Regions from separate parts of the Homo sapiens genome. Here region 2 is linked to region 1. Evidence: chromatin loops called from intact Hi-C (ENCODE). Cell type or tissue: Caco-2. All regions are shown on one strand. Each heading gives the region's core, and the rest is flanking DNA. Links, peaks and the distances in the headings are about the cores only. Region 1 overlaps SOX2-OT (SOX2 overlapping transcript). Region 2 holds the start of LOC105374243 (a long non-coding RNA gene).

What was found. Peaks named below come from ENCODE experiments on the same cell type or tissue, not always from the same donor. Only the 100,000 strongest peaks of a DNase experiment are listed, where the experiment ranks them.
Region 2: it touches region 1 in a loop (5-fold over the local background); 2 of 110 quality-filtered maps call a loop at or near these places.

The regions. Positions count from the first base shown.
Region 1 is chr3:181,720,019-181,736,175 of GRCh38, forward strand. The region is part of intron 6 of SOX2-OT (SOX2 overlapping transcript); the gene reads left to right. Among named protein-coding and RNA genes, the nearest start is that of SOX2, 16 kb to the left of the region's middle. RefSeq lists an enhancer at 7,570-8,308. In Caco-2, for the core only: a CTCF peak has its summit at 6,728; DNase peaks (open chromatin) are centred at 6,833 and 7,173; H3K4me3 peaks cover 1,556 bases.
Region 2 is chr3:182,172,631-182,188,787 of GRCh38, forward strand. It overlaps LOC105374243 (a long non-coding RNA gene), which reads right to left and starts at 10,132. Exons shown (of 6, transcript XR_924758.2): 1 at 9,872-10,132; 2 at 8,139-8,243; 3 at 4,353-4,516; 4 at 3,084-3,247. In Caco-2, for the core only: no CTCF peak of the experiment used is centred there; DNase peaks (open chromatin) are centred at 8,171 and 8,561.

The DNA of each region.
Region 1 (16,157 bases), core at 3,608-11,607:
TAGGGATAATATATAGTTACCTCGAAGAAGATGAATACAGAGTGCCTGACAAAACAGGCTTAATTGATAAGCATGACTTTACTTACTGCCCAGCAGAATTAGGGAAGGGAAGCAGTTCTCACGTTAGACTACAGAGAACAATACAGAAACCCCGGTCCTTTCTGGCCTTCCTGGCTCTGGACAGTGAAATTAGTCTTGTTCATACCACCCTTCTTACTTTTCCAGTGCTCTCTCTGACTTAAGATTTGCCTAGGAAGTTATCTTGCAAACTTGCCATCCCTGGGCATCGTCCTGAAGGGAGGGATCCCGGCATTCCGGGCAGGACCCGCCCCCACCCGCAGAAGGCAGAAAAATAATTACTGTATTAAATAAGGAGCGGTGAATTCTTCCCAAGGGTTCTTATCGCTGGCGGCCAGGCCAGAAGCGGGACTGCGCCCCCACCCCCACCTCGTGACGTCAGGGCCTGCAGGGCTCCGGGGATGAAATGATTCGTTTGAGTGTTCCAGAAAGGGCAATCCGAACGCTTACAGGGCGAGGCCAGTGCAGCCCAGCTCCATCACCACTACCAAGCCCCAGTTTGGGAGGCTCCCGAGGCCCCTGGCCGCCCCCCAGACCCCGTCTCCAGAACATAACCACATATACAAGTAACCATAATCCTAAGTACGTATATAGTCACGCGCACAACTCTCGTCACAGGACCGCCCTTCTTCCAAATATATATATGTTATTTAGTTTGTTAGCCACAATTTGTTGTGGGATCTGAATGAGTTGTTTCTGTTGTGTTTGTATGTTTTTGTTTTTAGACGGTCGACAAATTACGACAAATGCCTTTACAAAGCACACCATAGCTTTATTTAACCCGGTGCAAGTTTCAGCGGCGATTTAAGAAATGGACTTAGAAGAGTTTTCTGGCTCTCATATCCAGCCATGGTTAGGACAATTGCTCCAGGCTTACCATTGCTGCACTAGTTCTATTTTCTCTTTCCCCTCTATTCCTAAGAATTTGTATAGCTTTTAAAAATCTTTTTAGAGTCATGTATTGCTGAGAGAATTTCTTAGAACTGTGATTTAAATTGTAGATAAGAGGAAAGATTATCTGGTCAGTGGAATGTGTGTAAGTGGCATAGAAGTATTTGTTAGGGAAAAGCACCTGGGCATTTCTGGATTTCTGGGAGATGCACTTCTCAAGTTTTCTTTCCAACTCTCAAATCAATTTGATTTATTGAATGCCCTTCCAATGGAAAGGATCCTGGAAAGCAGGCCTTATGTTCTGATATTGGTCCAGGATCTCACAGAGTAACGATTAGCCAATATTTTGCATGCAGTCAGTTTAGTATCAGCTCACATCCAGGTCGATTTTATCACACTTAACAGCTCAAATCGGGGTTATTGCATAATATTAGAGTTTAATCAGTCTGGAATACTAAATGGCAAACCTGTCTTCTCCTTCTCAAGGCCCTCCTCCCTTTCTCTATTTCTCCTTCCTCCCACCTCCAAGGAAACTATCTTAAAATCAAGTTTCCCTTTGAGAGTTTGTTTACCCCAACTTCTGTTAAACTAGACTAACACGCTCTCATCAGCTTTCTAAACACTGTCTCATCAGCTTTGTGAAATGGTGCAAAAACATCTTGGAATCCAAGATGGCAAAATAAACTTGAGCATATGGGGGGAAGACTGCCTTGTTAAGAAATTGATTTAAATGTTTAGCTTACACTTCAGCATCAATGCTTCCCTTACTACCCACTCTTACTTCCCTCACTGCCCACTCCTGGTTCTTGGGTACCCCACCTCTATTAGCAAGCTGGTTCCCCCAGCATAAATTATGAATGCATATCAACAGGCTCATCTGCTGTGATAAATCAGAGGCTTTTCTCTTTTGCACATTTCTGCTTTTATTCTCATCGAAATGTCTTTCTGCCCCATGCTAGCAGTGTCTTTCTACAAACTTACTATCCCCGTATAAACTATGGAGATATATTCTCAATTGGAAAAATCAGGTAATTTCAACCGTTCCCCCCACCCCCAGGAAGCCTTACAAGTTAAGGATACAAAATATTTCATGGTTAGTTGTATGAGCTTCCAAATTAGCTGCATATAAAGTATTTAAGATTTTTTTTTTTTTTTTTGGCTGTCACTGGCTGGCAATACTCATTTTGTGTGTGTGTGTGTGTTGGTTTGAAAAGCAGGAAGAAATGTAATGAATTGAGTGCTGTCAGAGATGTCTTCTGTTTGAACAATCTGCGATGGGCTGAATGGCAGGGACTCCCTCATCCAGTGCAGGTGCAGTAGAGCTGGGGAAGGGGGGAGGGGGGCTCCCTCTGTTCAGTCAAAAAGCACCATTCTCCACAATAGACCACACACTGACAGCCAGCGTGACATCAACTCACACTTTCATACTTTTCCCCCCATCCATAGTTCTGAGTTCACAAAGTGGCCATACAGTAGCCTTGGTTAGGTTCCTTTAATGAACATTTTGCGGCTCCTATGACCAACATTGAAATCCGCAGAGCCCTGGGAGGAACAAATAGATTTTTAATCGTGAGTTCCAAACCAGAATGTATAGCTATAGATATTAAAAGTAAGCTGGTCTCCACATCCTCTCCCAATGCCAATGCCCACAGCAACCCCAGATGATGTGAAAACTCTGAGTTAAAAGTTCTTCTAAGACTTATTAGGTTCCAAGACACTGTTTTCCATGTCCTGAGAGAGATCAAACAGGAAAGGAGAGAAGGCACAAATTTTATGTATTTATTTAAAGGTAAGAGCACCTCTAGTATTTTATTATGCTTCATGAGATGGTTAATCCTACAAATTAACAAACATTAATCTTGTGGAGTGGAGTTCTGCCCCCTTTTGAATTGGTTTTACTGGGAAGAGGGGTGTGGAGGAAAACAAGAGGGTTAGGAAAGGCAGCAACTGTTTTAAAACTCTGAACAAAGATGCGACCACCTTTTGGCTGTCCTGCTGCTGCAAGGACTGGACCTTCCAAGAGTTCGTTTTACATTTGTTGAAGCCCAGGCCTTGGTGCCTCAAGTTTTAAATGGAATTACTCAAGGGGGGCACACTACTAGACAAACTATTCTAGCCAATTCCTTCATCCCCGACCCAGTCCCTACTCCTCTCTGCCCCCGCCCACTTCGCCACTTCTTAGTCCCGGATCTGAACATTTTAGCTGAAAGAGGGAGGGGTGAGGAAAGGGCCAGGACAGTTCCCTCAGTGCCACCACTGCGGGCAAGGACAGTTCCCTCAGTGCCACCACTGCGCCTGGAGAGATCCCCGCGGCCCTGCCGCTGGCTGATTCTCCCCTGTGCCTTGACTTGCTGAAACATCTCTCTGGGGAAAATTACTCCCTACTTGCTTACATGTGTGTATTAAAAAACACATGTAGCCATACACATGTTTCATCACGGCAACAAAAAATATCAACATTCTAGCCCCAGGAGCAAAACGTATCAATCATTCGCCTAAATATTGTTCAGTAGATGGGGGCGGGAATAGGTAGACCTCCTAGGAGAGCGGTCACAAGTCCCCTCTCCTCCGCATGGACACCAGGAATGCGGGGTCTGGCGGTGCTGGGCGCAGGGCGAGAAGATTTGATGTGCAGGGTAAGTAAAGGACAAGTTATTTAAAACCTCAACACAGGAAAAGATGGTAAGAGTGCTGTGTAGCCCTTTGCTTGCTTGTGACTACGAGTCGCTAGGTGGCCCGCGTTTAGAGTATGCCTACGGCGCCTACTAACGTCTAGACCTAGGAGAGGCGTCTCCCGCCCCTCGACCCACAGCCAGCCGCCACTTGATAGCTAACGCGTCTTCCGGCCGGTACACACCCACAATTAATCTTTCTTATTAAAGCCTCCATTCTGTACCCATGGGGCGACTCAAACCTATTTAGATTTCCGTGGTTGGCTGCACAAATTTAAGTGGGCAACGAGTTATAAACCTAATAACAGAGGACGAGAGAGGGTGATTTGAGTAGAGAAGACGCAAGATTCACTAGGGTCGTGAAGATGCTGCGGGCCTTGCCCACCACGGCATCTACCTCGGGGTGCACGCCAGGCTCTGAGAAAGGTAGTGAACCTCACAATCACACTCACCACACACAACATGCGTACACACACTTGCACTCCTACCCCCTTTGCTCACAGGTACACTTGTGTGGAAATTGCCTCTTCCGTAGTTCTTATAAACTCCTCCCAGACAGGCAGAATTCTCAGAGCATCGGAACCAGGGAACTTGCAGGGAACCAGGGAAGGTTTGCACTGTTTGGGATTAATTGAGAATAATTAACACTGGAGCCGTTAATCACCACTTTGCTGCTCTCTCCCTCCTTTCGGGTCTGCGGCGTCTGCCTTTTTCGCTCCCGCTGCCGGCGCGGGTGTACTGGTGAAAGTGAAGACGTCGCGGTAGCTGTCACCCAGTTCGGCTGTACTTTTTTAAACGCTCGCATATTGTTTGATTACTAATTCGAGTTAATATGATCTTTATGGCAACATAACAGTGGATAATTGGCCTTTTTTTCTGAACAACAATGTAAATCACAATCGCTTTATTATTTAATAACGTCAAACGCTTCGTTGGATTGGCCCCGACCGAGAAGACCTTTTCTTTCTAGACAGTGTTGTGGAGGAAGAACAATGAAGATCTAATTGTGGAGATTTCATAAGTTGGCTCCCGTAAATGAACAGCTTAGATATGGAAGTTCCAGCAGATGTGGGTACTATTCGCCTCTACAAGCTCTACCCCCCACCCCCATATACGCAGTCCAAACACTCTATTGGAGGGTTTTTTTTTTTTTTTTTTTTTTGTGGTGGTGGTGGTCCTCAGATCCTAGCAACCACCTAAAGTTTCCAGTAGTAATTAGAGCTTTTATCGGGCTTGCTCTTCAGCCCTTTATATTGCCGATTTAGCGTTAAGGCATTAAGTCCACACACCAAATTAGCGCGACTCCCAAATAGCCACAACCACTTATTCTCCCCTTCCCTCATTTTGGTGGTTGGACACCAAGAGCATGGGCCTGGGACTTTTTTTTTTTTTTTTTTTTTTGGTTTTACTTTGTTTTGATTTGATTTTTAAAACCTATTCGCTACCGCACTGTCTTGGAATATACTTGTTTCAGGCAGAGTTTTGCAAGGGACCTGAGCCATTATTTTGCAAACGCCTGGAAGAGCACATGAAACTCAGAGAACTACAATGCAGACGACAACGCCTAGAAGGAATGGGTCCCCGCTGCTCGAATGAAAGATTAATTACATTTGCCCCAAAAGCCCCAATTCTAACGGTCTCTATCGCGGCTTTTGCCGTCACTGAAGGACCGCTGTCTCTGGGGTCTTCAGACATCGGAGTCCTTTGCAAATGAAGAGCCCCCACCATTTGGAATTCGGGTCAAGGAGAAAGACTCTGAGCCTGCAGCAGTTTTTGTTTTTGCGTGTGCCCGCCTCTCCATTTTATTCAACTTCTTCTGCCTGTCGGGAAGCAGAACAATCGCTCCCCACCCACCCCCCTCCGCCCCGTTTCTAAGATAAACAGGAGGTGCAAAATGCTTTGCCTGCACACGCGCCCTCGTGGCCCAGTCTTCCTGCAACCCCCAGCGCACCGGCCATGCATCTGTCTCCCAACCAGACGTGGGAGAAGACATCCCCCCTTCACTCTTCCCACCTGCATTTAAAAACCATCACATTGACTGCTCTAGAGTCAGGTTCACATTTTTGGCCCTCCATGCCACCTTCCAGTTTCTTCCCGGTCCACTCTCTTTCTCAGGACCTAAAAAGTGACGGGGAGAGGGTGAAGAATTGGAGAAAGCAGCGGATTTTCAAAACGTATCCCCCCCGCCCCCCCATCTTTTAAAGTAGTATGTTACCACAAGGAGTGCATTTGGGAAACTTTCCCTAACAGGAGCTGGGCGCAGTGTTATTCTTCTCCATGGGTCTGCTGGCCTCCCCGCCCCCGCTGGACAATGCGTGCTTTGAGACTCGGTGGCCTGCAGGCAGCGGGAGACGAGGGGACTGGGCAGCCTTCCTCCAAGGGGCCCGCAGCTGGGGGAGCGCCAGGCAGGGAGCAGGGACAAGGAGGCGAGCCACGCAGGAAGGAAAACCATAAAAGTGCCATTTTTTCCCTTAGCCCTGCACAGAGGCAGGCTTTGAGGACCTAGGGGCAGGGCAGCTGGGGCGGGGTGGGGTGGGGGTGTTGAGAGGTTTTGCGTGTTCTTTTTACCCCCTTTCCCCCCACTGAAACATTTTATTTCGGCACATAATTATGCACTGCAGATTCTCCAGCCTCCTCGCCCTCAATCTTGGTAACCTGGTCTTTGGTTAATAATATCGCAACTCGGGACTTCAACGCTCAGACCCCCTCCAGGCCCCAGCCTCCGTATTCTCGGAGCCCTCCACTACTGATACCTCTCGCGGAGTGCGGCGCCCCGGGAAAAGCCTCTTGGCCAGGGACTCTGGGACATTACTTTCTAGTTTGTTTTGTTTTTTGTTTTTCTCCCAGAGACCACCACCACCCTCATCCTCTTCAGGCAGCATTTAGGAGAGGACCTCTGAGATCAGCAGAAGGCCTCAGACGGTCACCATATTGGTGGAAGCGTTTGTCTGATGTTTTAAAACGTATACCAAACGGGGCGTCAGGGCCACGTGCTGTGCCTTCGAAACGCCGCCGCGGGCCCTGCCTTTCAGAGCTGCGGCAGCCGGGGCTGGCGTGGAGGGGGCGCTGAAACACCGGCGGGCGTCAGGGGCCAGCGCTGAGCTGCAGATCTGGCCGCAGCGCTGAGTGAAGCGAATTATCTGGAGCGTGTTTGATCTGGGACTGCGTAGTCAGCTTCTGCTTTATTTGTTTGTTTGTAATCTCATATTTAGCAAGCCGGGACGGTGGCAGCAAGGGAGAAAGGACGGGATGGAGGAGGGGGCTTCGCGGTAACCACACCCCTTCCTAATGAGTTAATTTCCATATTTGCGCCTCCCGCATCTAGCGCCCTCTTTTTTTTTTTTTTTTTTTTTTTTTTTTTGCCTGACGCCACTGTGCTGTTGCGTCTTGCGCAGCGCAGACACCTCCACTCTGGATTGAAACGAAAAAGCTCGCGGTAAGAGCAGAAAATTGGTCTATTGATACATTCGCTCCGAGTGTTGATCTTGGCATCACCGATAGCCGGTTAATTCCCCCACCCCGCCCCCGCCAGTGGGTCGCACGCGGATTGCCGAGGGCTTGCAGGCACTCAGGCAGACGCAGACAGAAACCCACATCGACCCCCCCCCTTTCCCCGCCTCCAGCTGTCCGACCCTCAAGTCTCTTTCTTTTTCTTTTTTACCCAACTCCGGATTATTTTCCCCCTCAAGGTGAGGGCAGTGAGAGCAGCGAGGGCACAGTCCGCACAAAAAGGGGGAAAATAATCGCAAACCAAGGAACCAAAAGTGAAAGTTTCAAACTAGATACCAACCCTGATGGAGGTTGGGTGCTGACCCGACTGTGGGTACTTAAGAGAAGGAAGGAGGGAAACTGAGGTGGTGAGATTATGTCCACAGTATGGGTCGGTTAAAAGTTGTAGTAAAGAAGTTTTGGGAGGGCCCTCACTAGAAACTCAAGGCGGGTTTCAGCTGATTTAACCTGGTTTCCTACACATTTTTGCGGTGATTCTGCTCTGGAAATTGGCGAAAGAGACAGACCTTTGCAATTGCTCACCCCTCCCTGCCCCCAACCACCCTGCTTACTTTCGCGAAGCGCATTAGGATGTGGGCTCTGGCTTGAGCTCCAAAATAGCTTGCTTGTCAATTGCGAGCTGCAGCAATATCAAAGTGAACTGTCCCAAGTAACTCTTGTCTAGAAGCTGGGAAGAAGCTTAAGCAGCTCGCTTTAATGATGATTTGTAGCTCGGCGAGGGGCACGGACAGCAAACACCCCGCAGGTGTGTGCCGTAACACCATCATCCGGACTTGAATGTAGATTACTCTGGCGATCGTTTGATCGGCCCTTTGAAACCCTTTACAATTGCCTGTGACGAACGGCCAGTCTCAGTTTTTCTCTGAATAATCCCTGAGGGTAAGTCCTCCGGGCTTTTAAAGAGCTCTAGTATTTTTTTTTTAAAGAATAAAAAGAAAAACGTTCGATTTTAGTTTAGACCTCGTCAACTTTTAGTCGCTAACAGGCATCACTCAAGCCAGTCAATACTTAATGACCGTTAGTTACCCTTGCTGTCTTCCTAGAAACCATATACATATGTGTGTATATATGTATGTGTGTGTGTATGTACCTACATACATACTTTGTGTTTATAAAAAGGAGAACAATGTTATTAATTTCATTTTCTTTAGTTTCATACCTCCTTGCCTGTTTATAGAGGTGTGTGGGGGTGTTTATTGTAAACATGCATTATTATTATTAATGCCATTGTTAATCTTGTCTTAATGCCTTCTCTGTTCTCTCTGAATTATACCTACTCAGTGGGAGTTAACGTAAAGGTTAAAGCTTTACAAAGTAAAACTAGAGTTTAACCCCCCTCAGCACCTTCACACCAACCGCTGTCACCAAAATGAAAATGTAGTGCTGTTCAACCTTTAATATTTACTTAGAGTATTTACATAAGGGGAGGGAAATGAACTTTTGTCTGAAACATACAACAAGCGGCACTTTGATTTTATAAAATAAATGTCAACAATTGCTAGGGCTTATCAAACTGGGGTAGGGAGTGGGGTGGAAGTGCAGTTGGATTAAAGGCCCATTCCTGCCACTTCAGACTACAAAGGGTTACACATAATAAGTGCCGAATTTGCCTATTGCAAAAGTTTTCTTGGTGCTTTCTAAGTCACAACAGGGGAGGGGGAAAGCTGTCGTTTATTATCCAGTTCTGGGCAGGAGCAGACCCCAGTACCAAGGGGCTCTTAGCTTTGCCCGGCAGAAGAGGGGTAGCCTTTCAACAGCAGCCCCCTTTGTTCTCCTGATCTCTTTCCCAATTTCAAGCTTCACTTGCACATCCCAAGTTTGTGTGTTAATGACGCTATTACCATCTGGCTCGCCCTACTTTCCAAAAGATATAAATCTCCCAGCTCCATTGCCCGCATTATCATTTAAGTGCCACCATAGCCAGAAGAAAAAGATGCTTTCAAGACTCCAGATTCTCTTGCACTTACTACCCCTGGCATGGCTCTTCCACTATATTTATAGACTATACGTTGGGGGTGGGAGTGCTCCTTGAGAGACCTGATTTCCCAAGAGCTGTCCCTCCAAGCCAAAGAAAACATGCTTTTGGGTGAAAAGAAAGGCATCAAATGAATTTTCCCTGAAAACATTTTTGTTTTGTTTGCAGCAAGCCGAATAGTATGTGCCAACATACTTTTACGTGCTTGTGGCTTCCTTTCTCTCGCAGGTTTGTAAAAGTTTTGGTGCAACTCCCCGACATTCAAGATGTGCCACTCTTCAACCCTATTTTGAGCGGGAGAATAGATTTGTTTCTCTATAGGAGTGGGGGCAGGGGTGAAGGGAGATAAAAAGAGCCCTGTGAAGCAACTTTTGGGAGCTGGGCATCCCTTCTAAACCCTCACTTTTATTAGTGCCTGCATAGATGTGTAGGTGTTGTATGATTTACACACTTCTGGTTGTAGATCTAGATCCACCTCTCTCCTTCGATTCTTTCCTGGGCAAAGTAATCAGTGATTTGCGTGTTTTGAGCACAAAAGCTGAGAAAATACGACAAAAGGAGTGGGGCTGGCTTGTGCATGGCTCCACAATGACTCCATTTAACTGGCCAGGTCCGAGTGAATAGAGGAGAGCAGAGTCTGCCTCTAAACGCGTGGGCTTTTGGTTCAGGCCCCTCGCTGATTTGAACAGCTAATTTCCCCTTTGCGGGTTTCTGAACTGTTTGTGCTCTTGGTCCGTCATATGTGGGTGCATCTTTCTCCGTGTGATGCCTGCTCTTCTTCCCACTGTTATCTTCACAGAGGCAAGTTCCACTAAGATAAGCCAACCCAACAGGTTGGAAGAAGAATTGGAAATATGAACCTCCCAGGATCTTAAGGGAAGCTCTTAAAATCAACAGGATTTGAGCAGCAATACCCCTGCCCCCTTAAAAAAAAATGTCAAACAGAGAAAGCATCTTTAAGGAAAAATATATTCTTTTTGAGGAATAACAAAATCACTTATTATATATTCCTAATACTTTGTATGAACTGAGCACAGAAGGTGTCCACAACAGTGATTAATTTATATCACACTCATGTAGCTGTCTGCATGCAAAAGCCACATTTTTCTTTCTAGTTCACTTTCCTGCTTTTTTCCCCCAAACTCAAACAAGATCTTGTTTAGAAATGTGTATCCCTACTTTTTCCTCTTGAGAACATTATCAAGTTGATATGAACAAATTGCAGAGGATATACCATTTAAGTAAGATGCACTTTTAATCACTGATCATTAAAATGGTTATGTTAAATATACTCAATTACATGCATGACTTAACTCTAACAGTACTTTCTATTCTCCCAGCTGCTCACGTATTCCTTAACGATAGTCTGTGGTAGAAACTTGATTATGCTGAATCCATACATTTCGATGGATTTCATCAGCCTAATTAATGCCTCAGTGTGGTCCTGGGGTCTGAATGAACCCTTTACTATCGTTTGAGGTTAAAGGCAGTGGTGGAATGTAGAAGGATTTTTTTTTCCTTAGTTACTCCCGGGGTACTTAGGGATTCCATTAAGCAAGGTGGATAGCAGTTGTTAAACAGACTATGTGGAACAAGAAAACCCATCCAAATGGCAGAAAAGTGAGGCTAATTCTTCATTCTTATTTCACACCAACACTTTCGGATTCCATAGACAATCTCCAAATATTTAGTAAAGTGGAAATTACCATCTTCCGTTGTATCTTAAAACTTCACTGAGAAGGAAGAGTTGAAAATAGATTTACAACTGATGGCTAAATTCATTTTGTTTTATTCATCAAGGCTGTCCCTGCTCCTTCTCTTCCTGTTCCCATAACTTTCAGACTACTTGCCCCCTCAATTTCAACTTTCATCTTTCACAAGGAAGCACTCATGGCTGTTATTCAGCAGAAACTCAAGTCACCCCCAATGGGGTGACTACATTTTGTCTTTTCAGGTGTAAATTAACATCTGAATACATCTCAATCTTACTGACCCCTACCACCACCACCAATCCTGCCTCAGCAGAGTTGCGGCTAATCTGTACCTCCACAAATGGCAGGGTAGATAGAAGTCAAATTTCCCAAACTCCATCCCCCAGCAGGAAGACCAAAAGTGCTTGTATTGCCTATGAGATAAATCCTGATATTTGCACATGTCTAATGAAACACCTGTGGAAGAATACCTTTCAAGACATGTTTCCTTGGTGGTCAAGAAGAAATAAAAAGAGGAAGAAAAAAAAAGAGATGAAGGTATCTTGATTCTTTAAGAAATGTTCCAACTCTGACTTTGAGTCCCTAAGGACAAACTGTTCACCCAGCAGAACTTCCTTCATGCAAGAGATCCACTGACCCAGCCCTTAGTTGCAGAAGGGCAATACCATACGTCCATAGAAATCTGATGGAACTGGAAGGATTTTAGACCTATAACCAAATTACTACCTTGGAACTTTGTGCTTGTTATGCTAATGTAATGATTTCTGTAGTAAGGGTATATTGTAAGGTTGCAAATTACGTTTTTATAATGCTTTGTGTAATGACAGACGTTACATAGAAGAGACACATGTGCCAGGATTGGTGGCATAGTACTTTTTTTTTTTTTTTTTTTTTGAGATGGAGTTTTGCTCTTGTTGCCCAGGCTGGAGTGCAATGGTGCGGTCTCGGCTCACTGCAACCTCCGCCTCCCGAGTTCAAGCGATTCTCCTGCCTCATCCTCCCAAGTAGCTGGGATTACAGGCACCTGCCACCATACCTGGCTAATTTTTTTGTATTTTTAGTAGAGACGGGGTTTCACCATGTTGGCTAGGCTGGTCTTGGACTCCTGACCTCAGGTGATTCTCCAGCCTCGGCCTCCCAAAATGCTGGGATTACAGGCATGAGCCACCGCACCTGGCCAGTGGCACAGTACTGACAAACACTGGAGGACATTTAAATAGATAAATGTAGACCTAGATATGTTTCTAAAATTAAGCTGAGAATGAGCTCACGGAACTAGGTAACAAAGCAGATGCTGCTGGCCAGACCATTGCAAGGGTTAAGATGGTCTTGCAGCACCCACCTTTTCACTCAGATCTAGTGGAGTAGCAGCACAGCACATTGCTCAATCCTTTGGGATAGATTCCTAGGGAAGAAAAAAAGAGACTGTTTCATAAATAGTACTGCAAGCAAGCAGTTATCTCCAGCTCATGGTTTCTGTAGTGTTAAGGTTAGATTGCAGAGGGTCAGAGAAAGCAATATTTCCTGTTGGGGGTAGAGGAGAGAGAAAGTGAGTGCAAGTATGAAGTATGTAAAGAAATAAACCTTTTTTTTTTTTTTTTTTTGAGGCGGAGTCTCGCTCTGTTGCCTAGGCTGGAGTGCAGTGGCACAATCTTGGCTCACCACAACCTCCACCTCCCAAGTTCAAGGGATTCTCCTGCCTCAGGCTCCTGAGTAGCTGAGATGACAAGCTCCCACCACCATGCTCAGCTAATTTGTTTGTATTTTGTATTTTTATTTTTATTATTATTATTATTTTTTGAGACAGAGTCTCGTTCTGCCGGCCAGGCTAGAGTACAGTGGCATGATCTCGGCTCACTGCAACCTCCGTTTCCCGGGCTTACGCAATTCTCCTGCCTCAGCCTCCCGAGTAGCTGGGATTACAGGCATGTGCCACCACGCCCAGCTAATTTTTGTATTTTTAGTAGAGACGGGGTTTCACCATGTTGGCCAGGCTGGTCTCGAACTCCTGACCTCAGGTAATCCACCCGCCTCGGCCTCCCAAAGTGCTGGGATTACAGGCGTGAGCCACTGCACCTGGCCTAATTTTTTTTGTATTTTTAGTAGAAACGGGTTTTCACTATGTTGGCTAGGCTGGTCTCGAACTCCTGACCTCGTGATCTGCCCACCTCGGCCTCCCAAAGTGCTGGGATTACAGGTGTGAGCCACCACGCCTGGCCTGACCCTAAAATATTAGAGCCATATATGCTGGGGTTGTCAGTACATCCCTTACATTCAGTGCTTCATGTCTCTGTGCTATGTGATTAAGAATGCAGGCAAATCATCAAACTTGCAGTATTGACCTTATGTGATTTGTATCTTGGAAATCAAGGACAAGATAGCTTAATACAGCACATTTACAAAAATTAAATACAACTCTTCAGTGTTTAAGACTGGGCTGGGGTTTAATCATTTCCCTTAATTGTAAACAAGGCAAATTCACACACTGATCAAGCATCCAAGAAATGAACGTGTTTTCATCAGTCACCTCTCCTTGATAGATAATCAGAGGTCAGCCACTCCCAGCCCGGATATTATGTGCCTAGTTCTTACCTTCTCTGTTCCACCTCCACAATTGACAGCTGCCTCAGAAATAAATAACTTGGTTCCTGGATAGGTTTGGGGCTCTTTGGCGTGACATAATTTCCAAATGTCAACTTACAGCTATGGAGAAGCCTGCGGACTACGATAATGGATAAACTCTCCTGTGTTAACAGGAGAGTTTGGAGCTAGAATAAGGTTGCCAAAAAATAGCCTCAGTGGGTTGGGAGCTTCTAAGATCTTGAGAAATGAAGCCAATTTGAAATGTTGGCTTTTTATATTAGTCCAAGTTGTCCCATTTTCTTCTAGAGTTGAATAAAAGCAAAATACCTGGCCTGATGCAGTGCTTCCCTGATGACAGTTGAACTAATTAGAGGTGGTGTTTCTTGGTTCAGCCCAAAGATCCTACTGATGGTAGACGTAGGAGATGCAGCCTCCAACAGCTTTAGTTTTAGACAAGTTTTACACAGCCCAAGCGCGGTGGCTCACGCCTGTAATCCCAGCACTTTGGGAGGCCAAGGCGGGTGGATCACGAGGTCAGGAGTTCAAGGTCAGCCTGGCCAATGTGGTGAAACCCCGTCTCTACTAAAAAATAAAAAACTTAGCCGGGCGTGTTGGTGGGCGCCTGTAATCCCAGCTACTCAGGAGGCTGAGGCAGAAGAATCACTTGAAACCAGAAGGCGGAGGTTGCAGTGAGCCGAGATCGTGCCACTGCACTGTAGCCTGGGTGAAAAAGCAAAACTCCGCCTCAAAAAGAAAAACAAAAAAAAAAGTTTTACACATCCATGCTTTGAAGTTATAAACTGAATCTGTGTCACTTAGGTTGCTATCATCTGATTCCCCTCTAGTGCATTTCTTTGTATAGATGAGCCCATGCAGGCAAAGTGTAACTAACTGTAATATTTAATACATAAACTCTCTGACAGAGCAAATTGATAAATCAGAATATTTTTACATTTGGTGTGTACATGATTCATAGTATGACAAGGTCATAAGCATTTTTAGCAAGGTTCTTCTGAACTAAATTAAGATATTTACTACATAATCTAATCTACCAAGTGGGGTAGATTTTAGGGTAGGGCCACCCAGTGACACCTTAAAAAATGCCCTCGGTGAAATGACTCATTAGTTTAAGAGTAGCTGAGTAGTGTATTATAGATAAAAATGGAGAGGATACAGATATGGATACATCTTCCTCATGCTCTCTTGTGATATGGCAACATATGTGTGTGGCAGATTGTAGAGACAATGCTGAGAGTTCAGCAAGAAACAGTGGCATTGAGGCAGAGAAATGGCTTGCTGTCATTTTATGGGTTCACGTTATTTATTATCAGATGCCATTCAGTTTCTTCTGAGCTGAAGGATTTATCTACTGCAGAAACCCTGCTCATGTTGATGGGAATGATCTAAAGCTTCAAAGGACAGGTTTTAAGATTGTTGGGCATTAGTTTCAGATTTGGACTCAAATCCAAGCCTGAATTTCTTATTGGTTTGGGGAAGAAAACACTTAATTTGAAATTCTGATACGAACTGTATGGCAGCAAACTTAGTTGAGCTTAGAAACAGCTTTGAATCTCAGATACCAATACACTGGCTCTTGTATTACTTATTTATGGAAGAAAAAAAGGCAACACCTGGTCTCTAACCAGGAGAAAAGCCTATTTGAAGTATTTCAGTCATTCTCAGCAGGTCAGTCCTCAGCAGTTCTTAGAGACCACAATATTTAAAGCCGTCTGGGTAGTTCTGGTCTCATGTCATCCAAACAACACATTTTCAAACTCAGAAATGCCAGGTCGTGTTATTTCTGTGGCAGAGGGTTGCTTAGGATCTGTGACAGCTGAGATTTTCCTATCGATTATGTGACAATGTAGTTCATCTATAGAGTTCAGAGAAATTAGAAAAGCCTCCAGTTTAACAAGAAGACCCTTAATTCAATTGCTGTGTTGTATTTAAATGCAGAAATCAAAATTCAACTTACAGAAAATGGAATAGTGAATTAAATTTTGAACCCAAACTTCTGTAGCTAAATCAACCTCCTAGGAGGGCTGTGACTAATAATTTAATTTGAAGCATTACGATTGGGTAACTGGATTTGTAAACTAGGCAAGAAATCATATCTTATATAATAAATGCATATTTAGATCCATATATGTGTTTAAAATTGCTCCTAAATTTAAAGCACGGAGTGAGTCTAAAACAGGAAAGATAAATCAAAAAGCACTCTTGTGACTGTGTGTGTGCTGGAGAACAGACAGAGGCGGGTAATTATAGAAGCACTAACCTGCAAACACCTTGAAAGATGTCTTTCAGATGTGTCTTAAGTTCTTAAATGATAAAATATGCATGCATTTTTCAAATGCATTCACAGGTAAAAATATTATTTTTTATATCATCAATTCTTTATCTGTCACAGAATATGTACAGGTATACAGAAGTAACTAGATGTCCAATACATTCTAGGGGCCCAGGATTTCAATCAAAAGTAAACCTGGGTAATGTGACTGTAAATCAAGGGTGCTTGAGACCATAGACACACACACGCAGAAGGGTTAACTGGAGGAGAGGGAAGAGAGACGCTCCTCTGTGCAGTTTACGTGAGTGACAGGAAGAAGGGGAGCAAGAGCTAGAGCAGGCAAGCAGGCGCCCTGCAGTCCTCACACTGAACACATTCCCTTGTTGTGGAGGGACACAGTGGGAAAACTGCAGCCTAGGCTGTGGCCTGCACCTTGCCCACCCAGC
Region 2 (16,157 bases), core at 3,726-11,725, 450 kb after region 1:
GTGAGGAGACAAGTGACAGGAGAGCAAAACACCTCCTCTAATTCTTAGCCCTCTGTCAAACGCAAAGGATGTGGCAAATTGCTACCTGTAGGCTCCCGGAGGCAGGCGGGAGAGCAGCATTACTCATACAAAGAAGCAGTCCTGGCATCTCCCTTTGTAAGATGTAAACCTAAGATTTGGGGACATTTCAGGAATGGGAGTTTGGACAGGGAAAGCCCTTAGCCTCACATCTTGGACTCAAAATATTCTTTCCCCGGTTCTTATCAAATTAACTTGAGCCTCAAACAACCACCTCAGCTGGGGAGAAAAGCCGGATGGGGAACGGTGAGGTTGATCCTCAGTTACTTAAACTCTTCAGGTTTTCTATTATCTAATTCAGTCTCCCTCTCCATAATGAAGATCAAATTATATCCAGGATTCTGGTTTGCTGAAAAGAGTGGGAGATCATAGGAACATATCATTTTACAGAGGACAATACCAGCAATTTCTGAATGAATCTGGCAGCTAAGCCCGGCAATTATTTGGACCAGCACTCAGTGGTTCTTTGGGGATAAACTGAGCTAGAAGGGCTTTAGAAAGGGCAAAGCTACAGTGGCATCCAGTCTTCAGGTAGGAGAGATCGTTGACTCTTGCTACTCACTTCAGCACACTCTCTTGTCACAATATTTTCCTAAAATTCCAATGTATTATCATGGAAATGCAAAAAATACCCCACTATATTCACAAAAATGTTAATTTCCTACTTAAAGCCATTAGGAAGAAAGCCTCTTCCCCAAAACAAGACAACATTGGAATATTTTGCACACCAAAATGTTTGAAAGTTTTTTATAAAGTGGGAAATGTGGGTTTTTTTAAATTATAAAGAAATTTGAATTAGTTATTTGTGAAATAACTAATTCAAACCAGTTGCCCAGAGAAACTGAGTTCACTGTTCTTTCCCCAGCAGTATTTCAGTAGAGTAAGTGTCTGTGTTGCCTTGTGCAGAGCAGAAGTGTGGCCAATGGATAGAAAAAAAAGCTGGATTCTGGTTGCACGTTAGGAAGAATTTCCTAATGTTTCACGCTGTCAAAAAAATGGTAGTGGGTTTCATCGAAAGTCCCCATGGCTGAAGGTGTTTATAGAGAAGGGAAGGAAGCTGAGACGTGAGCTATATGGCCTCTCAATGCCATTGTAGAATTTTCTAAAACCCTCTGCTTTATCACTAAGAAACATTTCTCCATGTCCATGGCTTTTGTAATTTAAAACTCATGGATTCTTAGAATGCATATTCAACATCTCTCCAAACACAATAAGAGAAAAATGAATCCAAAAACAATGGCTTTAGAAAAGGAGTTTTTTATTTTTAAAAAGTCTTGTCCATGCTTCCATTCTTTCAAGGGCATCTTCTAAAATGATTCAAAATTGTGAATAACTTCTGAGCATTCAGTCCCACTGTCATTGGTTGGTCATGGCCTTGAGGTGGGGGTGCCACCCTTTGCCCGAAAGCCAGCATAGTCACATTTTCCTGCAATGGAAATAGTTGATGTAGGCAACCAACCTTTTTGCCATGTTTCCACAAAGCAGTGTAAATGTTAGTAGGTCACAATGGAACAGACAAAGAGAATTTGACAAGTAATCTGTTTATTCTTTAGATTATAAAACTGCTTTCAGGGCCGCATTAAAGTAATTCACACTTGGCCAAGAGAAAGAAATCATCACTTGGTACACATAGAATACAGGCTTTCAGACAACCAGGGGAAGGATGGCGAGTTGCCCCTCTGCCACACAGGCAGTGAAAGAAAGTAGAAGTACTGTTTCAAAGGTCAGTGTCACCAATACAAAGCACAAAATTGGTGCAGGGGAAAAAAGTAAAAATAGGCCAAAGATGGGGAAAGTGGCCTTCAACATTTTTAAGCAACATGATATATAAATGGCAGAAAAACCAAAGAGTAGGAAACTTTCTGATTATTGCAGTACCATAGGTCATTGTAAAGATATCATATATTAGATTGCATACACTCAAAAACTTAAAAAATATCTAAAATGCGCTTTTGTCTTTGAACTGTCTTTGTCTGTCTCTCTCTCTTTTTCATACTTCTTCCCACATGCTGTTGGAAGACTTGTCCTCTTTCGATTTGCCTGCATGAATTCCATCTTATTCTTTACATCGCAGCTCAAATATCACTTCTTCTACAGAGGGGCTTTCTTTGGCCCCCATTTTATTCTTCCCCTGGGTATCTATCTCTTTTCTTCATAAAATGTACACACTTTAAAATCATATTTGCATTCATACGTTTTCTTCGTGTCTCACTCCAATAAGCTCCTCAGGACCAGAGACCTTGTCCTTTGTGTTTTCCTCTTAGTACTCAGTGTTGGGCATGATGCCTGAAGAAATGTTTTTCCATAAATAAATTAATGTCAGAATAGGATCAGAATGGTGATAAACAAGGAGGGTCCTCAGCATCAGGTGTCTGTGGTGGGTGGTGGGTGGGGCCCACCACTGCCTTCTATGCCCAAACAGATAGGTGCTATGCTACCTGATGCTCTAGATTAAGAGTGCAGGGTTAAAACAGCAAAGTTTTCTGTTGGTAAATCACTTACAAGGATCCAAACAGTCCAGTCTTCTTCAGTTCTCTACTACTCAGGTTGACCCACATAACTGAGATTGCTTTACCGCAGTCTATTACCCTGACCAAACATTAATGTTGAGAATGGCTAAAAGACTCTATAGCTGTTTATATCTACCCAACATAACAAGTTGTTTTGCTTTCTGAGAAATCTTTTATTTATTAAAGTATCACAGAAACAGACAAATAAATAAAATTTCTGAACATAGAGTTGCATCTTGCTTTTTTTTTTAAGGAAGCAGCTTGAGGGACCTCCTAACCAGACAAAAACTGGCCCTGGATGTCTCTTCTTCCCAGTACTAATCACAATTGAAAATTTACATTTATGGTTGTGATTATTATTTAATATCTATCACACTCAAAAAGACTATAAGATGCCTAAAGGTGGGGGTGTTGTCTGTTTTTGCTACTATAGTATCCCTGGCACCAAACCCATAAGATATTCAACGAACTGATGAATGAATGAATGAGACTTACATGCTTCCTAGGCTTGACTTTCTCATCAGCTCTCTGGGTACGTTTGAATAAGTCACTTTATCTTGCCAGTGTTCATTCTCACATTTGAGAAAACGGTGATATCACTCTGACCCCTTCTTAGTATAGTTTCAAGGATCAAATGATGCAAAAATGACCTGAATGTTCTGAAAAGGATAAAATTCTATTAAAATGTGAACTACTATGCAAGGAATTACTCTTGCTATCAGGGCAGTAGCTATAGGCGGTGGAGCAGAAAGCAGATCTGAGATCAAGTATGACCTGCAAGCAAGTTAGAGCCGGGACAGGAAAAGGATTGGACCTAAGTGCTAACTTCAGGAATTCTGGATTATTAGAATCACCTATTAGAAGTTCTATCTGTGGAGGAACTTCCTATGTCAACTAGAGAAAAAAGGAAAGGAAATGTGGACCCCCAGAGTTGACACTCCTGGGAAGAGAAAGACCACCTTGGCCTTCACAGGGAGGATGCAAGGGAGACAAAACAAGTGCAGAGAGCTCAGTCCTGATTTTACAGTTCAGGGTCGGCATGAGATTGTGGTAGATGGTGTTCTGGACCTTATCTAGCTTGACATTAGAAACACCAAAATTTCCTAAATCAAGAGAATAACAAAACTCAAAGAGCAAGGTTACATTTGGAGAAAGGGGTGTCTTATAGCTGTAACAATTCAAGAATAATACTAATAATTAGTACTATTTAGTGCCTAAAATATCTTAGTAACTTTACATATGTTCATCCCTAACATCAACTCTGTAAAGTAGGCATCTCTAGACCTATTTCACAGATGAGGCCCAGTGAGGTCAAGTGACTTGCACAGGATCACACAGCTACATGGCAGAGCTAGGTATCAAATATAAGACTGCCTGACTTCAAATATCATGCTCTTTCCCCTCTGGATCTCCAGCTGGAGACCAAACCATCAGGACTAGCTACATAGTGTGCAAGGCCCAGTGTAAATTGACAATGCAGTATCCCTTGCATTAATTAAGAATTTTAAGATGCCAACTGCAGAGCAATAAGCCAAGCATGAGGCCCTTCTGGGTGTGGGGCCCCGTTCTGTACAGGTCATATTTAAAGTTGGCTTAAAAGGATAGAACAACTAAGACCCTACTTCACGCCAGTTCTCAGGACTCCTATGGTTGAAGCTTTGGCCGGAGAAATAGTGACGATGGTGGTAAGGCAGGGCAAAGGCTAGTGGCATGGGTAGAAGCAGGGGAAGGTCATAGAAGTGAAGTAGATCATCACTGCTGTACCTTCCAGGGATAGAGCCACCTGAGACTGGCATCAATGAGAGGGGTCCGTGAGCCCGACATCCTGGGAGCAGCCCCCACTGAAGCTGAGTCTTGCACCATGGCCATCACCATCCACATTCTTGGTTATCCCCAAGACAGGTGCCCTGGGGCAACAAGGTAGCCAACTATAACATAAACATGCAAACATTTTAACAAGAATGAAGAGACAAAATTCCCATGAGAAATGAAATAAGAAACATTCGCTTGTAAAAAGCTCAAGTTACATAGAGGCAGAACCAACAGAACAGGGCTTTCCTGGTCTGGTTTCAATCACTATCATAGCTAAGAGGGCAGAACAATCCAAAGGGAAAAAGTCCTCTCAAGAATAAATGAAATTAATCTGGTAGAAAGCTTGTAATGACTGACCAAAATTTGTGGGCCCTGAAGATGCAATTTTTGTGAAGGACTTTTACCAACATTTATGTCTTTTCATACTACCATAAAAGTCATACATGCTAGTCCAGAAACTTGTAAAACAGAGATTCACAGTGAACAAGCATCAATCATAATTCTATCACTCAGTGATAACCATTGCTGATTTGACCCTTTGGTATAGGAGCTTTCAAACATATACTATATACAAACATACCTATACAAATAATTATTTTCAGGCATGGTTTGAGCCTTAGCAAAAATACCATGATTTTTCCCCATTGTCAAATATTATTCTTTGTGATTTTTAAACAGCCGCATAGTAGCTCATCAAATAAATCCTCTTCGACATGTTTCTGGGGTTTTCTTTCTTTGGTATTTATAAATTATGCTAATATAAACATCTTTTGTACATGCATACATACCCTTCCACTAATATATTATTTATCCTTGGTGTTTCTAAGAAAATATTTTCGTCTGGTGTTACGTTTTCTGTTTCTACTCTTAGGAAAAGCCACGGAAAGAAAGTGATTTTTTTGTTTTGTTTTGTTTTAATTTAATTTAAAGTTCTGGGATACATGTGCAGGATGTGCAGGTTTATTACCGAGGTGAAAAATGTGCCATGGTGGTTTGCTGCACCTACAACAAAGTGTTAATGATAGTGCAATAGCACCCGGGCAGATCACCTTCTTCATGTTTCCAACACTCCCTTAGCACTTCACCTGCACATCTTTGATGGGAGTTCCCACCCTCTCCTTCCTTCTTATTTTTTCTGTAACTGGATATTCCTTGAAGGAGAGGGCACAAGACACTCATCTCTGTACCCCCCCAGTGCCTCGTCCACATTGGGTGCTCCATAAATGTCTATGCCATAGCTGAGCAAGTTCCTCAAATCCTGTAGCCTAGTCCTAATTCCCATCCCTGCCACCTTTCTTCCATAATTGATGTGACATTTCCTTCACAGTTGAGGGATTGAAGTTTGGAGATGTGTCCTGAGGGGGTCAATTAGTTCCTTTGATGCATCTACCACCAGGTGAGCAGAGGTGGTTCTTTAAGAAATTTAGCAGGAAAAGTGGTTTAGGATTTCCCGGGTAGGTCTAGAAGAATTAAGATGCTGAAGTTTATAGTTTACACTCTTGAGAAATGACTTCATGTTTTACACTCAAAATTAATTACACTTTTTATATTCTGCAAAGCACTGTTAACCAAAAAGCATTGATAGACTTCTATAGACCATTCAATGTCATATAAAAGGAAAAAAAAAAAATCTTTTTTTAATCAATTAATTAATTTATTTATTTATTTATTATTATTATACTTTAAGTTTTAAGGTACATGTGCACAATGTGCAGGTTAGTTACATATGTATACATGTGCCATGTTGATGCGCTGCACCCACCAACTCGTCATCTAGCATTAGGTATATCTCCTAATGCTATCCCTCCCCGCCCCCCGACCTGGAAAAAAAACATCTTAAGCACAAATGATGTACTGCCTCTCCTTAAATGTGATGAAACTCCATTTATAAACATTTGTTTGGCTTATTCTGCTCTCATAAGGGTGCCTTGGGCTTTTCCCTACTTCAGCCTTGAAATATTCTGAGTTGCCTGAGGCTGTTAAAAGTGTTAAATCACATCCTATCTCTTAGGAATAATAATAATTTTAAAAAATCAACTCTCATGAATACTCTGTACTGATTAACAAAATTGCCTTCCCCTGTACTGGTCTCCTACTATGCTATATGCTTCCCTCTGTGTGCAAGGCTTATGGCAGAAGCTGGAGTGCAATCGTGAATGAAGCAAGGCCCCTCCTTCTTTCAGGAAATTTTCAAAGTAATGGGAAAGACAGGTCAGTAGGCCAACACCTGGTGGGACAGCCTCTGTCCTAGATGGTCTTAATAAACCCACTTTAGTTCTTTCTGGGTAACTGAGAGGGCTTACTCAGCCTTTTGTAAACTAATGTTTTAAAGCCAGACAAGTTTGCATCATTCACTGAAAATAAAAAGCGAATACCACTCAGTACAATAAAAACGATTAGGTCAACAAATTAGATTTCCGCACATACATGCTTCTACATTTAATACATTTTTAGGAGAATGTAGAGTGAGCTACAACTCCTACCTGCAGAAAATCCAACCCTGCAGGCTCCCAGCCCTTCCTTCCCAACAAGGAAAATGATGATCCAGAATGAGGGCCAGACCCTCTGAAGGAATCCCAAGGGGTAGAAAGTCAAATGATTCATTCCTGGGTCCCTGGTCACTTTTCTCTCCTTAACCCTAAACATCCCTAAACCTCCACACTGAAGAGGCATCAAAGCATAAAAAAAAAGAGTTGGGGAAAATCTGGCTTTGAATTTTGGCTGATGTATGTATTAGTCTCAGGTTTCAGGTAAGTTGCTTCACCTCTGAGCATGGGGAAGTGCTTGACACAGCAAACACTCAGCATGCAGTAATATTAATAATGTGATTGCAGTAGTGAGTGCTTAAGAGCGGGCAGTCTGTGGTTCCTGACCAGACTGCTGGGGGTCAAATCTCTTTCAGCATTTTATGTTCTGTGACCTTGGGCAGGTCATTTCAGCTCTCTGGGCTTCAATTCCATCAGCTGTAAGATGGAAATAAAAATAGGATCTTCCTCATACGTTGTGAAGATTAAACATATTCATATATGTGAAATGCTAAGAATATTGTGAATTCTTATTACAATGATTAGATAGTTGCTGCTGGTAGAAGTCATGATAGCGCTGGTGGGGAGTGATAGTTATAACAGTCTGTGCCCAACCACAGACCCAGATCCTTTCTGTTTATATTTAATTAACCTCTGGCTAATTCTATTAGAATTTGAAGAACCTAAATTACTTGCATCTTCCCTAACTTAGTAATGACACTAACATCTGTCGAGCATTTTCCATGTGTCAGACGTAATTCTAAGAACATTGGAAGCATTGGCTCACTTAATTCTCACAATAATGTCAGGAGGTAGGTACTCTGATTAGCTCCATTTTACAGAGAGGGCAAATGAGTTAGTAAATGGCTTGTCCAAGAGTACATGGCTAACTGCTTCAGTTAGCTCACATAGTCACTCTTAATTGATAAGATATAAACCCAACCATTCTCATTGCTGAATCTTACTAGGGCTTGATTTCTTCCTGCAAATAGCCAATAGCTATTGAATATTATTTGAGCTTCCAAATGCCTGCTGTCCTATGTAATCGCAAGGTGCTATTCTAAAAAGCACTTACAAAATGACCAGAGTTTTTACCACTGAAGATCATGGTATTTTGAGAATTTGGCTGAGCATTTCTCTCTGGCCCCTGTGTTGGGATAAGAGGGAGTGCTCCTGTTTGCATTAGCCAAAGGATTGTGAACTATTATCTTACCTTGTTATCTGAGCCGCTGGTGCACAAGGAAGTTTCCTTTGCTAATGGTTGAACTGCTCTTCAGATAAAGGCCTCCCCTAGATCTCTGCAGCACTAATTAATCAGCTGTTAAAACAGTAGTTGATAAAGACAGGCTTACTTAAAGTTCGAATTGCCTCAATCAGAGATAACGGGCGAGTCCCTTTTGGCAGTGAGATATGAAAACAGGAGAATGATCTGTTATCAGAGTGAACATGGCACTCAAATGAAAAATGTGGTTCAAAAAATCAAGTAATGTTCAAACTGGAAAAAAAAATAAACAAATAATTGTTTCTTTTAACCTGTGTCGGGAGAGTGAAAATGTTGCAAAACACACGCACACAAGTAAATATTAAAACATGATCCACACTAACGCTTCAGTGTGAGTCGGGTGAGCAGAGCTGGAGCAGGTTTCATCAATGTGGTCACACAAGAATGTGTGACATGTGACCACCATTTCCCTTTGACGGCTCCTTATTTGCCTATACTTATTATCTTTAAAAATCAAATTTTTCTTAGAAGCAAAGGACATGCTTTTAAAAAAAATAGTTTCTAAAGAAATCACCTGACAAAACAGGTGGATGAATGAAAAAACTTCTCTGAGAAAAAGCCTAGCTGAAAGGGGGAAAAAAGGCATGTAAGTTGGTAGAGGTTAGTAACATTTTTCCAACAGGTGTAGCGGAAAGAAAGGATCTAACTGGTATAAATGTAGAGGGAAGGACAATTCCCGAGGTCTAAGGAGGTTCACACTGGTAGAAACAAACAAACAAAAAAAATTCCTGTCTCTGAAATTTAGGTTTCAGAGCATGCAGAATTTTAAAAAATTGCATATGGACCCAAACCTGAGCCATAAGCAAAAAAAAAAAAAAAAAAAAAAAATTATAGCTTTCCTAAGTGATGCTGTGTTAGCACCATCACATACATTGAATTTTGAATTTACTTGTTTTTTTTTTTTTTTTTTTTTTTTTTGAGACGGAATCTCGTTCTGTCGCTCAGGCTGGAGTGCAGTGGCGCGATCTCTGCTCACTGCAAACTCCACCTCCCGGGTTCACGCCATTCTCCTGCCTCAGCCTCCCGAGTAGCTGGGACTACAGGTGCCCGCCACCATGCCCGGCTAATTTTTTGTATTTTTAGTAGAGACGGGGTTTCACCGTGTTAGCCAGGATGGTCTGGATCTCATGACCTCGTGATCCGCCCACCTCGGCCTCCTAAAGTGCTGGGATTACAGCCATGAACCACCGCGCCCAGCCGAATTTACTTGGTTTCATAAACTTAGGATGGTGAAGTGGAAAGATTAGTGGATTTGGAATCTGGCAACCTAATTAGAGAATAATAGTTATTATAAAAACTAATAATCAATATAAACGAGTAAATAATCTCTCATCCTCAGTTTCCTCATATATAAAATGGGTGAGTAGAGTGGTCACCAAACTATATTACTTTCAATATATCTTGCAAGACTAACATCTTATAATTCTAGATTTTACCATGTATTACTTGCATTCAAATACTATAAATTTTATTAACAATTTTAAGCTACATACCCAGGAGCATCCCAAAAGTTTCAAAATGCTTGGGTTTCAAGAAGCAGTATGAGCTAAAAAACACAACTATGAATGTGCAAGGCTTTCCTAAAACTCTCTTAGAAATTTTGATCTTTAAAATGCAATGGTAATTCATAATAGCTAAGAACCTTTTGACAAAATTCCACTTACTTACATATTTACAGAAGGCTGGCACAATGGGAATCAGATGTCACTGATTTTCCATGTCAGTGATCCCATTTTGCATGCTTGAAATTGCCTTCTGGATGCTTTTTTCCCACACCACTTGATATGTGTGTAACATGATCACCACTGTACCCAAGAGCTTTACCGAATAAGACAGAACTCAGTCATTATTATCACTGTAGAATGTGGTAGTTCAGGAAGTGCACGTGTGAACAGCCGATGAGGCGGGTATGAGTTGGGTGGTGAGCAAGCCGGGGCCTGAGAATCAGAGCACCCCCAATGTCCTCTACAGCCATGGGCATGCCATCACACAAGCCCTCTGTGAGTCATAGTCCTCTCACATGAACCATAGATAATAATAACCTAGCCACAGTCACCACATGCTGCTGGCTGTCATTCAGAGGTGCTTCACCTGATCTACAAAGCCAGAGAAACTAGTGTATAAATTCAGGAAACTATTATTATTCTACTATCTAAACTATTATGATGTCTTTGCAACCTGAGAAAGAACCAACCATGGCAAGTAATAATGAGAAAGGAAAAGAAATATCCCTTAACTAGTTACCAAGAAAGTAGCATTTGAGAAAAAGTAAGTGCTCATGATTATTTCTCCAAGATTGACTATAGAGAACCTGCAAAGTAGGATACTATGCATAAAAATAGTTAAAACATAACAAGCTTTTCTCATATGCCAGGTATCATACCACAAATTTCCTCATAGCACCTCCTCGAATTCTCAGAAAAACTCTATTTTTATAGAACGGGAAATGAGGCACAGAGAGGTCAAGTTGCTCAAGGTCACACTGCTAGTATGTTGCAGTCTGGATTTAAACCCAGGTGGGCTGGCTCTAGGACCCGTGCTTTTAACCACTACACTAAGTAAAGTTTGTTTGTTTGTTTGTTTGTTTTTCATTTTTGTTTTTGTTTTGAGATGGAGTTTCACTCTTGTTGCCCAGGCTAGTGTGCAATGGTGCAATCTCACCTCACTGCAACCTCTGCCTCCTGGGTTCAATCAATTTTCTGGCCTCAGCCTCCCGAGTACCTGGGATTACAGGCCCCTGCCACCATGCCCAGCTAATTTTGTATTTTTAGTATAGATGGGGTTTCACCATGTTGGCCAGGCTGGTCTCAAACTCCTGACTTCCTTCCTTCCTTCCTTCCTTCCTTCCTTCCTTCCTTCCTTCCTTCCTTCCTTCCTCCCCAGTGTGGCCACAAGGACTGAGTACTCACAAGTAGACTCATCTAGATTTTTAATATGATCACTATTGTAGTGGAAGTGCACCCTATGCCAGTTAAAATAAATCTTGAAGCTAAGCCACAGCTCCTTCCCTTTTATTCCTGCCGCCCACCTGTTAGATGGATAACCCCCACAGAGGACTTGGGATGACTATGCTTTCCTAATCTATTTTTAATTCTCACTCTTATTTGCAAGTAGAAGACTCTTATCCAGATGCCATGCTCAGTTTGGGTGCATTGTGATGCATGGTAGTACTCAAGAAATGCCATAGAGGCTGTTGTGATTGCTGTGAGCAATTGCCATGAGCAATTAGCTATCTTTCCTGGACTGCTCAAGACTTCTCAGAGACGAAAAAGTAAACTGTTTTCTTCTTAAATTCAATGCACAGATTCCACTCATTCACTAATTAAATACCAAAGAAATCTGCCCTTATAAACTACAGAGACACGAGTCATACTTGCCTGGATTAGTTTCCGGGCTCAGATCCCTTAGAAGGATTTTCTTTGCATTATTTGCTACATTTTTGCTCCCATTGCTCAACAATAAGTGATGAGTGAAGCCAGATCTTCACACGATGCCCTGAATCCGGGTGATGTCTCCTTGTTCCCAAGCACCTGCTTAAACAAAAGGCATGAGTTCTCCTGGCCTTCCACATTATTACAGTGGCATGCTCTTCTAGTCAGTTTGGGGTTGAATGCATGTGTGCATGTGTATCTGTCTGTGTTCATTAAAATATTTACTTGGTTTCTTTTTTTATTTTTTTCTTCCATCTAAATGCTTAACTAATAAAGAAAAGAAAACCAAGGTACATGCTTTATGTCAGGGGAGAGGCGAAAAAAGGACTTAGAAAGGTCCTGTTGAGAACAAAAGCCTTTTGTTATCAAGGTGTCTTAATATTAGCGTAATGACTTCAGAGGATGAGATAAGGTAAGGAAAGGTAAGATGGAGTGAGATAAGATAAGACAAGGTGGTAACATCAATAAGTAATACAGTGTTAAGGTACAAAAGGTGAACACACTAAAAATGTTTTAATCTGAAGAGAAACTGTAAAATTAACCTGGGTTTTAAATGGGTCCAATGATACTCTAGCTTATGCTACAGAAATTCAATAACTGACTCTACAATCTCCAGAAAGACTTGTTCTTCAGAAAGCTGCTTAAGGAAGCATAGGTTTGGAACCACCTATTTTACTTATGCTATTATAAGGAGGCTGCTTCTACTGGTAAGAAGTGCGCCAACTCCCATTTTGAGGTTATGCATTAATTCTTCCAAATGCTGTGTTGCTTTAGTAAATGCTTTCTCCTATTTGGGTCTAAGAGATCAACGACACATTGCAAAAGTAAAATCAGCCACATTCTAAATTAAGACACGCTTGTGTCCAAAATTTTGTTAGTGCTCCACCCGCGACTCCCAGCCCACCCCCGGTTCTGCCCCATCCTGGTAAAGGAGTATAAATGGCAGGATAAAATGTCTTTTTGAAGCATATTGACATAAACATTTCTTTATTTATTACAGTGTTGATCTTGGACTCAATAATGATCTTGGACTCAATAATTTCATTTTATGGGTGAAAATACTGAGGTTTGGAGAGGGGCACAACTTCCTGAAGGTTATATGCTTCAGAATCAGAGCTGAAACCCAGCTCACACAAGCCAGTGAGGGTTCTTTGAACCACACCATACTGCCCACTACGTCTTTGGATTGTTATTGTTAATGGTGAAACTTTTGTCTTTTGAACATGCTATAGTCCAAAGTGCTTCCCTGAAAAGTTAGAATGCAGTTCTCTTTCATTCTACATGAAACACTTTTCCAACACAAAAGAAACTGGATTTGCATGAGATTAGAAGAGGGGACTCACTTGCAACAACTATTGCAAAATTTTTCTTGTGGCTAGAGCAACAGCCTGGATGTTTTGTGAGACTGAGGTTGCTTCCAATGTTCCAATTAAATCTACACATTCAATAAGTAAGATCTTAGCTATACTTTTAGAAAAATATCCACTAAGTACTTATTTTTGTTGTATTAAAAAATATTGAGCATTCAACTTCATTTTGCAAGGTAGAATACACCCATTTTTAGGAATATTACAGTTGTCGAGATTTGGCTCATTGGCTTACCTGCAAGGCCTTTGGGTCTTAAAATAAATGAAATCTTTCCGAGGCCTTGTAAAGACTTTGTGGAGTGGAAGGACAGCTTTGAGACAGCTTTTCCCAGCTCTTAGTGGGCAACTCATAGCAGCAAAATGATTCACCCACACTTTATTTTTAATTGGAGCTTCAGTGAGTTCAAGCGTGAGAGTTTCCTGCAGGTTCCAAGACCTGAAACAAGCAGTGAAGCCCCTCATTCATGTCCAGGCAGAACTTTATTTATTTATTCATTCATTTATTTTTATTTCTTTTATTAAAGTTCTGGGGTACATGTGCAGAACGTGCAGGTTTGTTACATGGGTATACACGTGCCATAGTGGTTTGCTGCACCCATCAATCGGTCATCTACATTAGGTGTATCTCCTAATGCTATCCCTCCCCTAGCTCCCTACCTCACAACAGGTCCTTGTGTGTGATGTTCCCCTCCCTGTGTCCATGTGTTCTCATTGTTCAACTCCCACTTATGAGTGAGAACATGCGGTGTTTAGTTTTCTGTTCTTGTATTAGTTTGCTGAGAATTATGATTTCCAGCTTCATCCATGTCCTTGCAAAGGACATGAACTCATCCTTTTTTATGGCTGCATAGTATACCATGGTGTATATGTGCCACACTTCTCAAAAGAAGACATTTATGCAGCCAACAAACATATGAAAAAAGCTCATCATCGCCAGTCATTAGAGAAATGCAAATCAAAACCACAATGAGATACCATCTCACACCAGTTAGAATGGTGATCATTAAGAAGTCAGGAAACAACAGATGCTGGAGAGCATGTGGGCAAGTAGGAATGCTTTTATACTGTTGGTGGGAGTGTAAATTAGTTCAACCATTGTGGAAGACAGTGTGGTGATTCCTCAAGGATCTAAAACTAGAAATACCATTTGACCCAGCAATCCCATTACTGGGTATATACCCAAAGAACTTTCCTTTAAAAAAAAAAAATCTTCAGAGAGTGGGAGGTAGGATAAGAGATGAGCAAGGACTGAAGGAAGCCTCCCCAAATAAGGTTCTGTTTTTTTGTGTGTATTGTTTTTTCATGAACTAGTTTATCTGAATACAAATTTCCTCTATTTGCAGTCCTTCTTTTTGTGGCCCGATTTTCTTGCCTGGAATTGGAAGAAGGAAGGGTCTTGGTCAAGTGAGCAGCACTTTTAAAGAAAGGGCAGCTCCTGATCTCTTTTCTTTGCAATGACATTTGGTGATTTTTACATTTCCAAGTCTGGTCTGTTGGTCTTTTTTAGTTTTACACCCTATTTGGCTTCATAAAGAGAAAAAAAGAAAGAAGAAGGAAGGGAGAAGGAAGGAAGGAAGGATGGGAGGAAGTGAGAGAAAGAAATGGAGACTGGTTGGCCCAATTTCCCAATCTGTATTTACCTGTAGAAAACATGAGGGCATAGTATTTATTTATCAATAGACGATTAATGTATAACGAGCAGATTTACATGGAAAAGTTTCTTATTCAGTTACACATGGTCAAAAGGAAAGTCAAAAATCACAGGGAGAGTGTATTCTGCCCAATGCCCTATAAATTATGTGGTTTTCCAGTCTGGTTGTTGGAACAGGCACTAACCTAGGACAGACTCCAACATGCACACCTAACCCATGACAGTACTGGACACTGTTACCGCTAATCCTTTCTGGTGTTTCCTTCTCAGGCCTCTGACAGCCTCCTCACATGCATGTCTTGATCAGTATTCTGCTGGATATGTGAGGCAGAGCCTCTGGAGATATCCAGCCTTCTCCTCTCTGGTACTTCATCCTGTGAATTCTAGCCACCTTGGTCATCCCAGCCTTTAAGCACTGCTTCCTCCATTCAGGGAATGTAATGGACTCCACCTATATTCTCTCTCCCTGCATCATAGCCTAGAAACTCTCTCAAGGCAGTAAGATGGGTAGGTTTCTTAATGTGGTCAGGCTTCTATAACAAAATACCTTAGACTGGGTAACTTATAAACAGTACAAATGTATTGCTCCCAGTTGTGGAGACAGGGAAGTCCAAGATCAAGGTATCAGCAGATCTGGATCCAGTGAGGTCACGTTCCTCATAGATGGCCCCTTCTAGCTTTGCTGTCACATGTGGAAGGGTGAACAAGTTTTTTCAACCTCTTTTATGAGGGCACTTATCTCATTCATGAGGGCTCCATCCTCAGGACCCAATCACCTCCAAAAAGCCCCACATCTGAATACCACATTAGAGAGCAGGTTTTAGCTCATGAATTTTGAGGGGGACACAAACATTCAGACCACAGCCATAGGGTTTACACCATTTGTTTTCCATCTCATCAGGATCACTGCCCCTCATTACCTAAGGCCAGTGTCTCAAAAACTGGGATTTTAAAGTACATTTTATCTGTTTTTAAGTTCTTTCAGGTGGAAAGGTAAGTCTGGTTCTTGTTAGTCTATCTTAGCTAGAAACAAAAGTGCAAAGGAAGCTTTGAGGAATCACACTATCTCTAGACAGATCCTGATAAATCCAGATATGGATAAGTCACAGCTTCCTTCTTTCTTCTCTCTTTTACTCTCTTTGTAGACCAAGGAGATTAAAGAGAGAGCTCCATCTCAGCTGGCTGTAATCATTAGTGTTCTTTTTATGATACTTCATGTGAATTAGGGACAAACATTTACTTTGCATTAACTATGTGCCATGATATGCTCAATGTTTTGTGTCACTTACCTCTTAAATCTTTGAAACTACCTTCCATAGCATATATATATATCTCTATATATATCTCGCATATATATATATCTCGCATATATATATCTCCTATATATCTCATATATATGTGTGTATAGATATATATTTTATGTGTATATATATATTTGTGTGTGTATATATGTATATAATTTTCAAATGAGAAAACTGAAGCATTGAGAAGATAGGTTAGC